2 separate regions of the Mus musculus genome follow, and region 1 is linked to region 2. A link is a loop called in an ENCODE intact Hi-C map of the cell type or tissue named here. Cell type or tissue: heart. All regions are shown on one strand.

Region 1 (5,000 bases), 540 kb after region 2:
GATTTAAACCACCAAGCCTGGTCATCTTCATTTCCTGGGGTCAGAATCTACCCGGCTTAAGTGGGTGCCTGTGGCTAGGGTGTTCTGACACAGAGACCTAAGGTAGTGCTGTCTGGATATTGACCCTGGTCCCCTCTGATGCTTGATTGCTCAGACTTCTCCATAGGACATCCCCAGAGTTGACAGCAAGAACAAGGCCATGCTAGAAGCCAGCTTGTTACAAGCAAATATAGCAAAAGGATGCGGATGCCCACCAGTGAGGGTCCCCAAAGGGCCAGGAGCCTCAGTATCCTTCCTAATAAAAGTTTTGTTTGTAAATAATTTGAGAAGCAGGGCTTTGCTGTGCAAACTCTCCATCCTACAGAACTCTTAAATGGTAGTCCAGCCACAAGGTCTAAATCTCTCTCTTTTTAAAAAAAATTTATCATTATTATTATTTCATATGTGTTTGTGTGCACACAGCCATGCATGTATGATATATGTATGCACATACATGCCTGGTACCTGTGGATGCCGGAAAGGGCATTAGATCCCCTGGAGAAAGATTTGGTCATTAAGCTAAGATGCAGCTTTTCTTTCTCCCCGTCCCCCTTTCCATGTGCGACTTCTGGGTCTGGCTGAACCTGTAAGGGTCTGGATATATGAGTAGGTCCTTACTCCTGGAGCCTAAGCCAGGTCCTCCCAGAGGAAGCAGGTCCTCTACTGGCATGCACTCCGCCTCTGGCCAACGCCCTACTTCCCAGAAGCAAAGCTGTGTGTCTGCTTCCATTTGATTGTTCTTCCTCCTAAAATTTGAGACTTTCCCACTGTATCCGGGTCCCCAGGCCAACCCCAGAGCCAGGTGTCAGAGGTGAGAGAGGAAGCACGCTCTTCCCACCCTCTCACACACCTGGGATGTTGGTCCTGAAGCCCAGTCGAATGCTGCCCCTTTCTTTGCTCCTTCCCGTCCCCTGTGACAGAGACTTGATTTTTCTTTGGCCTTGGGATTTCAGGCAGCCAGTGGGCTCTGGGAGCCACACAAGGCTATGGGCCCTGCTCTTGGTGAAACTTGGGTTGGTGACTGGAGAAGGCAGGCATCTTTCATTGGGGTGACATAGCCACCAGGCAGATAGGGTGAGCAGCAGGGACTAAGGCAGAGAGAGACTGTCCCTTTAGAATAAGGGAAGAGCAGAGAAAATCCTTCAATAGGTTCACCGAGTGCTGAGGCCTTTCTGAAGACATAGCTGTCATTCTAGCAGGACATTGAGGCAAATTCAAAATCCCTCCTTGTTAGCCTGTCTTTGGCCACCAGGTACTTTGTGATGTAAGTTGTGGCAAAGGAGATGGCAGGCTGTATGGAGATGCGATCGGGGGCTCCTCGAATCCCATTTGGCACCTCCCACATTTTGGCGCATTCTTACTAAAAAACTAAGTATGCCATATCATAATCAAGAAATAGCTGTGTGCTCTAAGTGGTATCCTGTTGCCACAGCAACGGTGTTTGAAGCAATGGTCAGAGAATGTCGTCCCATGGAGTGTCTGGGGTTAGGTGGAGCATGGTGTCGCTCCTGGAACATGACTAGTTAAAGCACACCTCTTTCCTGCATCATTCCATGGCTCCTGACTGGCCAGCTGTGGTTAGGCAGAGGGAGGCTCTGCTGCTTCTAAGCCCTCCCTATCTAAAACCAGGAAATCCAGGCCAGGGAGGTAGTTTAGTACTAAACGGAAGGTACTTGCCACCAAGCTTGACATCTGGAGCTTAAACCCAGGACCCAAATGGTGAGAGCCCAACTCCTGAAAGCTGTTCTTTGCCTCCCACAGGTCTGGTTGAATATGCTCCTCCCCAAAGTTAATGAAGAAGATATATAATTATATTTAAATGGGAAATCCTTCTTACTTTCCCTCCTCTGCCTGCTTAGTGTCTGCTCTGGGGGGAAGGGCATGTACTCTGAAGTCTTACAACAAAGGGACCTTAGGGTCAAGGAACAATTGCTCAATTGTGTGCGCGCCCCCCCCCCCCCCCAGGTTTTAGTCTGATGGAAACTCTATCAGGCTTGTGGAGAACTGTGTACCCTCCTATTTATTCTGTCTTAAATCCTCTCACTGCCAAGTTGTTCCCATCGTCCATCACCAGGATTCACATATCTCTGAATGAGAATTGCAAGCATAAAGGAAAATTACCCCTTAGGGCAGTTTGTGCCCCTTTGCGGGACAAAACCTCACACTGTGGGTCAGGAAACTCACTGGCTCTTGGACCACCTTTCCTTGGCCTGCCCTGTGTGTGTGTGTGTGTGTGTGTGTGTGCGCGTGCGGGAGGGGGGAGACCTTGGCTCTCAGGGGAGGTGTGAGACAATGGGGAGGGAGTCACATCCCACCATTCAGCATCCATGGCTAGAAGGGAGGCCAGGTGCCTTCTGCCTCTCTTGCTTCCTAAGACACACAGTGCTCAGGCCTTTCCATCAAGGGTATTTGACGTATTTTCTCTGGGTTCTTATGGAGTTCACATTTGAGACCCAGGCAAAGATATCCCAGCTTTGCAGTCTGGGGATGTCTAGGCAGGGTGAGCAGTGCCCTCTGCTGGATCAAGAGCCTCATCGCTGGGTAAAATGTTTCCCGTGGGCTAATCTTGCTCCCAGCATGACAGGTTGACCACGGGGTAGGGTGGGACTGGTCTTGTTTTCCATTGCTTTTTTGATAAGCAGATAAAGGCTATAAGATGCAGGTACTGAGACATGTGTTTTGGACCTCACCGTGTCAAGAGGTAACCCACTGAAGTCTTTTATGGGACAGAGTGTTGCCAAATTGGGACAGTCCAGAGTCAGGGACTTCTGTGGGGTCAAACTGAAGTCAAGAGGCAGGCGTGTTTAAAACAAAAACAAATCAAGATCTTAAGACGCTTTAAAAATGTTTTATTGTTGTAATTTGTAACTAACCTCTAAAATTGCTTTTACTAGACACAGATTATGGCTTCATACGTGTTCACTTTAACTAAATCGAAGTTATATTAGAACTAGTAATTTTTCTATGGGCAAATAGTTCAAGCTTAACAAGAAGTATTTTATTTTGCTATTTCATTAGACTTGCGTTCACTTTTATTTTTAAAGATTTATTTTATTTATATGAGTACACTTCAGACACACCAGAGGAGAGTATCCGATCCCATTACAGATGGTTGTGAGCCACCATGTGGTTTCTGGAAATTGAATTCAGGACCTCTGGAAGAGCAGTTAGTGCTCTTAACCGCTGAGCCATCTCTCCAGTCTGTGTTCACTTTATTAAAATATAATGACATATTATCTAGTGTGCCTCTTATGTCTATCCTGTAGTTTCCATGTTGTCAAGGATCCACGGCCTGGTGGGTCTCACTGTGGTCTAACTCTCAGGTCCAGGCTGCTGGCCGCCATCCTACCTGTGCTTGGACACATCACTGAACCCCAGGAAATGCACTGTATATGTACATTTTTGTCACAGGCCATGGACTCTGCCCACAGTGATCACTAGGGTACTGGGTCATCGCCCCCACCCAACAGCTGTATTGTGACCCCTCTGCAGACATTCTGTGAGAACTTCCAATATTGTGTATGCTTTCTCCTGTTGGTGGCATTCTCTACTTGGTTAAATGAAAATTTCTCTTGCAACCGGGACAAGCTTTTCTGTCCCATAGCAGATGAGATGACAGATCGCATTCCACTACACAGACAGGCTCTTTGGCCACAGAGCACACATCACACGCCTAGGTGGGGAAGAGTTAGCGACTGCTCACCCTGAGCAGCCTGAGCGCACGCCATCATTCTATGCCTCATAATCTGAATGGACATTTGCTTGTTTGCTTTTATCCCTCTCTGTTCTGCCTCTATTATTAACTAAAATATTTATTTTCAAGGCATATTTGGAGGACAAGGGCTTTTAAAATGTGTGAAAATTCTAGAGAGTCTCTGTAGAATGTGACGACCCACGCTGGATTCTCAACATGACCCAAATAAAACAGCCAATTAGGAACATGAAAGGATCTTTCTGCTTAAGTTCTCATGCCTTGTTTATCACTTTTAGCACGCGAAAAATATACAGAAGTCTTGAGGCTCGCATTTGACACTAGGAATGTATTTGTATGGGCTAAGAGTCCCAGCTCAAAGTAAGACCACACCACTTGCTTATTCCAGGAAAATCATGGTTTTAAAGCTAATCCTCATCGGGCAGGGGGGCGGGGGGTGGGGGGTGGGGATACTACCTTGACTGGTTCACCTTTAGCCTGGTGGATTTCCGTGGCACAGTGCAACCCTTTCTTCGGATTTACAAACCGTGTAACTCCCCCCACCCCCTCTCTAATGTTGCATTTCAAACCCAAGGCCATATAGAAGTTAATAAAGGCCAGCTCTCTACCACCAACATAAACCCTCTAGATTCTGTGAAACCCCCGACAGTGGCACACTCTGAGCCGGCCAAAATTATTGACAGTGTATTTCATTTTTACAATCTGGATTAGTCTAGTTGAGTCAGTGTTGGTCACACAGTATGCCATTTTATTTTTCTAGTGTGGAATCAGTGGTTGGGCTGGGGGCAGGCATTAGAAGGACATGGCTACCTGTGTAAGTTGTCACTCTTCAGTATTCTGAAGCTATGCCGATTGGAAAGGCCATGGCTGAAGCACGAGCTATCGGTGTGTGCATCCCAAGTACTTGTGCTTTTGGGGATAGAAGATGGGGCTCTAACCAACTGAGAGTACCGAGCAGGGACTGACTGGCTGGGTCGCCCGCCCAGCACTGGGCTGGGCTGCGTGGAGAAGCCGCTTCCTCTTGTTACTGGATGGTGGACTGGCCTGTCTGTGAGTGAAACGTTGTGCATATCTCAGGATGGGGTTCTTTTAGGAAACTTCTAGGACCTGAATGGGGGACTCTGGTAAAGGGAGGTCTTCTCTTCCCACTCCCTAACCCACACTGGAAAAAGAAAGGGACATTTACAGAATCTATTATGTGCTCAGGGAGTGACAACAGTCCTCTCTGACAGCTGTCAATCATTCCAGG
Region 2 (5,000 bases):
ACTTACATTAAAAAGCCAGGTGTGATCCACACTTGGAATCCTTGCCTGAGGACGAAGAGGGGACAAGTGAGTCCCAGGGGATTGCTGGCTATCTGGTCTAGCATAACCAGTAGGCTCCAGGCCAGAGAGTCTGCCTCAAAAGAAAGTGGACAGCATTTGAGTAATAGCATTTGAAGTTGTCCTCAGGCCTATATACTCATGGGTGTGCACTCTCCCACATGAACATACATGTGTTTGTACACACACACACACACACACACACACGTGCATCAATGAGGCTGATCTCTCAATGACTCCATACTTGATAGAGGAGCAATGGGAGGGTGCACACTTGTCAAGACTCTTTGCTGTTAAATTTTCCACAAGTCAGGTTCTGATATTCCAATATGCCAACATTATTTTCTGCTGCAGAGAAGCAAGGAGTGTCAATTATGTGGGTGGTGGGTCTGGATCTGCTGACTGTGGCTCTCTTTCTGCCTTGCTAAGAGAAAACTGGGTCGTTCCATTTACAGATAACGTAGATTCTTCCTCAGAACTCCTCACAGCCCTGACCATGACACGGGTGACATTGTGTGTATAAGGTTTGTTTTCCTCCAAGACTGCAAGTGTGTGAAAGGTAGGCTCCTTCTAAACATTTGTTTTTAGTTTGCCGTGGAGCTTAGCACTATGCCTCTCTTTGGCCCCAGCAACAACTCACTGCGGTAATGAATAGGTGAGCATTTTCAGAAGAGCTGACCACTAAACCCAAACCTGAAGACCCGGGCAATTTTTAACCTTCAGGTTTTTGTTGTTGTATTGTTTTTAACAAAATGGGTGTTTTCTAGCTCAGCAAATAGCAACTATCATTTTGCTAGCCAAAGCCATAGCAGGAAGTAAAGACACGTCTGCAAAGATGACAGCTTTTCACTTGGGCTGTGTTTCTCTGACGATGGAGTCCCATCGGTTATTTATTTAATAGCTGTGATCACAGGTAGAGGAGAGAACACATTTGCTCTAAACTAAGCATACAAAGAAATGCATTTTACAAGGCACGGTGTCCAGAGCTCACACACTGCCGCCTCTGGATCTCCAGTAAGAACAACCACCTTAGAGTGTTTGCTGTGGAAATTGCCAGGACACACTCTGTCCGTGATGTCATGAGGTCAGAGTCCCTTCAATGGCTCATGCCAAAGACAGACCTTGCAAAGTTGGGAATGGGCTTTGCCTGTCTCTCTAACAAGTCTTACTTTACATTAGAAGCTGCATGCTTGTGAGTTCTATATAAGATAATCAGCCATGTTTTGTTTTGTTTTGTTTTGTTTTGTTTTAAGACACTTAGTGGCAAACTTCCTTTATCCTTTCCCTTAAATGACTGTGGAAAGACCAGTTGCTTGTTTTTAAACATCTGGACAATACCAAACAAAAAAACAGGCAGGGCAATTTGCATACTACAGGAATACACACACACACACACACACACACACACACAGCCAACTAACACCACTCCTTTATAACCGTCTGTCCTACCCCCCACCTAGTTCCTAATTACTTCGTGGCATATCTTTGTTCCTTTGTGTAGAGTGCACTCGAACAAGGTAGAACTGTGTCCGTTTTTGAGAAAGCCAAAGACCAGTAAGTGCAAAGTTTCATTTCCTGATGAAGCTTTCTGACCATGGTCTTCTTTCAAAACAGCGCACGAATGGCCACTCAGATGGAATTGCCTTGCTTATAAAAAATATAAAATGTTAAGTGAAAAGAAGCAGGCAACAGTGCACACTGTGTATGAGTAAAAGGCCGCCTGTCTGTGGGGAAGGCAGCAAGTGTGCAGCCATCCCAGATCTGAGGTGCCTGGGGGACAGGAGGAGACTTCTGTCCTGTTTTCTAAATTTTTCGTTTTTATAGTAATTTTAAACTTTTTTTTTTTTAAATTCACTTGATGAAACAACTTGCCAGTGGTTGAACACACACTACTACTCAGAACAAAAGCCTTGCTCTGGGCTTCCAGGGTTAATCAAATGCATTAAAACTCTAGGTCTTCAGTGAAGTGTCTGGGACTCCTTGGCTCTCTTCTGCGGAATGATCGACTCCTGATGCCCAGAGTTACTGCTGTTAATGACAAAGAATCCCTGGGCTGGGAGATGGCTCAGTCAGTAGGTCAGTAAAGTACTTGCAAGCATGCAGATCCCAACACCTCTGATGCTAGGTGCTGTGGCTCCCTGGCTGTCCAGCCTAGCTGAACTGGGGAGCTCCGGGTTCTATGAGACCCTCCTAAAAGTGGTAACAGGAATGAGATCAGGGAATGAGATCAGAAGCTGACTATTGGACTTACACACACACACACACACACACACACACACGCCTCTTTATTCACTTCTTTCAGATAATAATAATAATCTTTAAGGACATAATATATATTATAATATAATGCTCGCTAGGAAGAAAATGGTTGAGAGAACAGTCACACCGTGTCCCATCCTCTGTGGAAACCAACCAAACCCATTCTGACCCAGCCGGAGTATACCAAGCCAGTGGCCTGTGTGAATGAGCCTTCAGATGTATCAAAGCCCTGGCTCCCAGTCTTCTACCTGAGGCCCCATGCAAACCTTTTCCTGTTTGCCTTTCTCACTCAGAGAATGGTTGTTTGGTAGCATGAAGTTTTGGGGTAGCCTGTCACCAGGCCCTAGTACAGAGGGAAGTGAACGGTGGCAGGTTAGTACAGGAGTTTTGCCAAATGTGAGCACCTTGAGGGACATCACACCCAGCAGAGGAGACCCACTTGGAATATTGCTTAGGATAACCCTTGTCTTGGTCTTAAAACCTGTGAATATACAGATACGTGCCACAAGAGGGCAGGTGTACATGCTGAATGGCTCCAGAAACTTAACCTCTTTCTCACCAAAAAAAAAAAAAAAAAAAAAAAAAAAAAAAAAAAAAAAAAAAAAAAATTCGCCAGTGGTTTTGTGTCCCTATCTGTCACTGCCCACAGACAGGCTTTGGTTTTGGAGAAACAAAAGCCCAGTGCAGAAAACCCAAGCCCGGAGGAAAGCCTCCACGAGAGCATTCCCCAGCACTAAATTTAACTCTGCCGTATTTGTGTGTGTTGTAAAATATATTTCTGCAATGAAAATACCTACAATTTCATTACCACGAAAGACGGAGCTGCTATTTTTAAATGTCGGTGGGATAAACGTTTCCCAACTCTGTTGCCGCGTGAATGCAGATGTACCCTTCCCTCAATCTCATTTACAGAGTAATGGGATCAAATAATGCTTTGTTATTTCGTAATGAACAAAGCAATATGTGAGTCTGAAAAAAGAAGCAATTACACTTATTTTTCTTTTACCCCAGACCCTCTCTCCCAATTGCATTCTGATATTAAAATGAACTTAATTTGTTGGGTAATTCCAAGTCCTTGCTTCCAGTTCTCTGAAGATGAGGGTTCAGGCTTCTCAGAACTTAGGTTTTCTAGCTACAAATCGTTTTCTCAAAATGTTTCTTAGAGACCTCAGCCAGTCTCGCCCTGGAGGGGAGAAGGCGGGATGGGGATGGGGCCGGGGAAGGGGTAGGGCCAGGGGTGGGGGGGTCTGTAGGACTGCGCACTTCCTGCATACCATGCATCTGCACCGACTCTGGGGCTGGTCAGGGTTAGCTCTGGAGCAGGGTTAGCACAGCTACTACACGGACAGCAATGGAGCTCAAAGTCTGGCTCCCTTGCAGTTTGCTCTGGACCAGTTTGGAGCTACAGAGCCACGCCCTACTTTAGTGACTAGGATTTTCGGTGTGATGGCTGATGTCAGCTTGCTGGGATCTAGAAACACCTGGGAGATAAATCTCTGTGGGCATGTCAGTGAGGGAGTTTCTAGATTTAGGGTAATTGAGGTAGAATGATCCACCCTAACTGTGGACAGTACCATCCCTTGGACTGGGGTCCCAGACTGAATGAAAAGGAGTGAGCGAGCTGAGAGCCAGCATTCGCCTCTCTGTGCTTCCTGACTTCGAGGGAAGTGTGGCCAGCTGCCTCAAGCTCCTCCCACCGTGCCTTCCCCACCATGAGATTTGTGAGCCAAAATAAATTCTCTCTCCCAAAGTTGCCTTTGTCACGAATTTTGTCGCAGTTCTGCAAACATTAATAGGCTAGGCATGTGTCACATGACTCTCCTATTTTCTCTGAAACATGCCTTTCTTATCTATTAAATGGACATCACCTTTTTTCTTTTCCAAAAGGACTGAATAAAATCATGAAGGTAAAGCGCAAAGACCCATGGCTGGTGTAAAACTATTGATCAGAAACTAGTCCATCCTTTCCCAAGGCTATTGCCGTTCCTGAGCTCAGCTCTCCCAGGGAAGGTTCACCGAGACAAGGCATGGAAGACACAGTAGGATTATGTATTGCTGCTTTTCATTGCCTCACTTCCTGTTCTGTAAAAATGATTTTGAAGACAACCACGGCTGATAACTGCTAAGTCTCCTTTAGCAGCTGACTACAAACGCACAACCTCTCTAAGACCTTCTGGAAGATTTCTCATAGCGTGCTTCTTACACAGTTCCTTATGGGGCCCGGTAGGTGCAGTCTATTTTGTCTGGAGTATTATCCCTAGGAAAAAAACACAGAGTGGCTGATGCCTTCTGTACTGGCTAGTTTTGTGTCAACTTGACATAGGATGGAGTTATCACAGAGAAAGGAGATTCAGCTGGGGAAATGATCCAGCTGTAAGGCATTTTCTCAATTAATGATCAAGTGGGGAGGTCCCCTTGTGGGTGGTGCCATCTCTGGGCTGGTAGTCTTGGTTCTATAAGAGAGCAGGCTGAGCAAGCCAGGGGAAGTAAGCCAGTAATGAACATCCCTCCGTGTCTTCTGCATCAGCTCCTGCTTCCTGTCCTGCTTGAGTTCCAGTCCTGACTTCCTTTGGTTATGAACAGCAGTATGGAAGTGTAAGCTGAATAAACCCTTTCCTCCCCAACTTGCTTCTTGGTCATGACGTTTTGTCCAGGAATAGAAACCCTGACTAAGACACCTTCCA

What was found. Peaks named below come from ENCODE experiments on the same cell type or tissue, not always from the same donor. Only the 100,000 strongest peaks of a DNase experiment are listed, where the experiment ranks them.
Region 1: a loop joins it to region 2, with 2.3 times the contacts of the local background. A loop is called at or near these places in 5 of 42 quality-filtered maps.

The regions. Positions count from the first base shown.
Region 1 is chr7:133,030,294-133,035,293 of GRCm38, reverse strand. It overlaps a transcript of Ctbp2 not described here. Among named protein-coding and RNA genes, the nearest start is that of Ctbp2, 18 kb to the right of the region's middle. In heart, a CTCF peak has its summit at 2,554 (motif pointing left); a DNase peak (open chromatin) is centred at 2,543; H3K27ac peaks cover 1,675 bases.
Region 2 is chr7:133,569,938-133,574,937 of GRCm38, reverse strand. No RefSeq gene overlaps it. Among named protein-coding and RNA genes, the nearest start is that of Tex36, 30 kb to the left of the region's middle. In heart, a CTCF peak has its summit at 2,810 (motif pointing right); no DNase peak of the experiment used is centred here.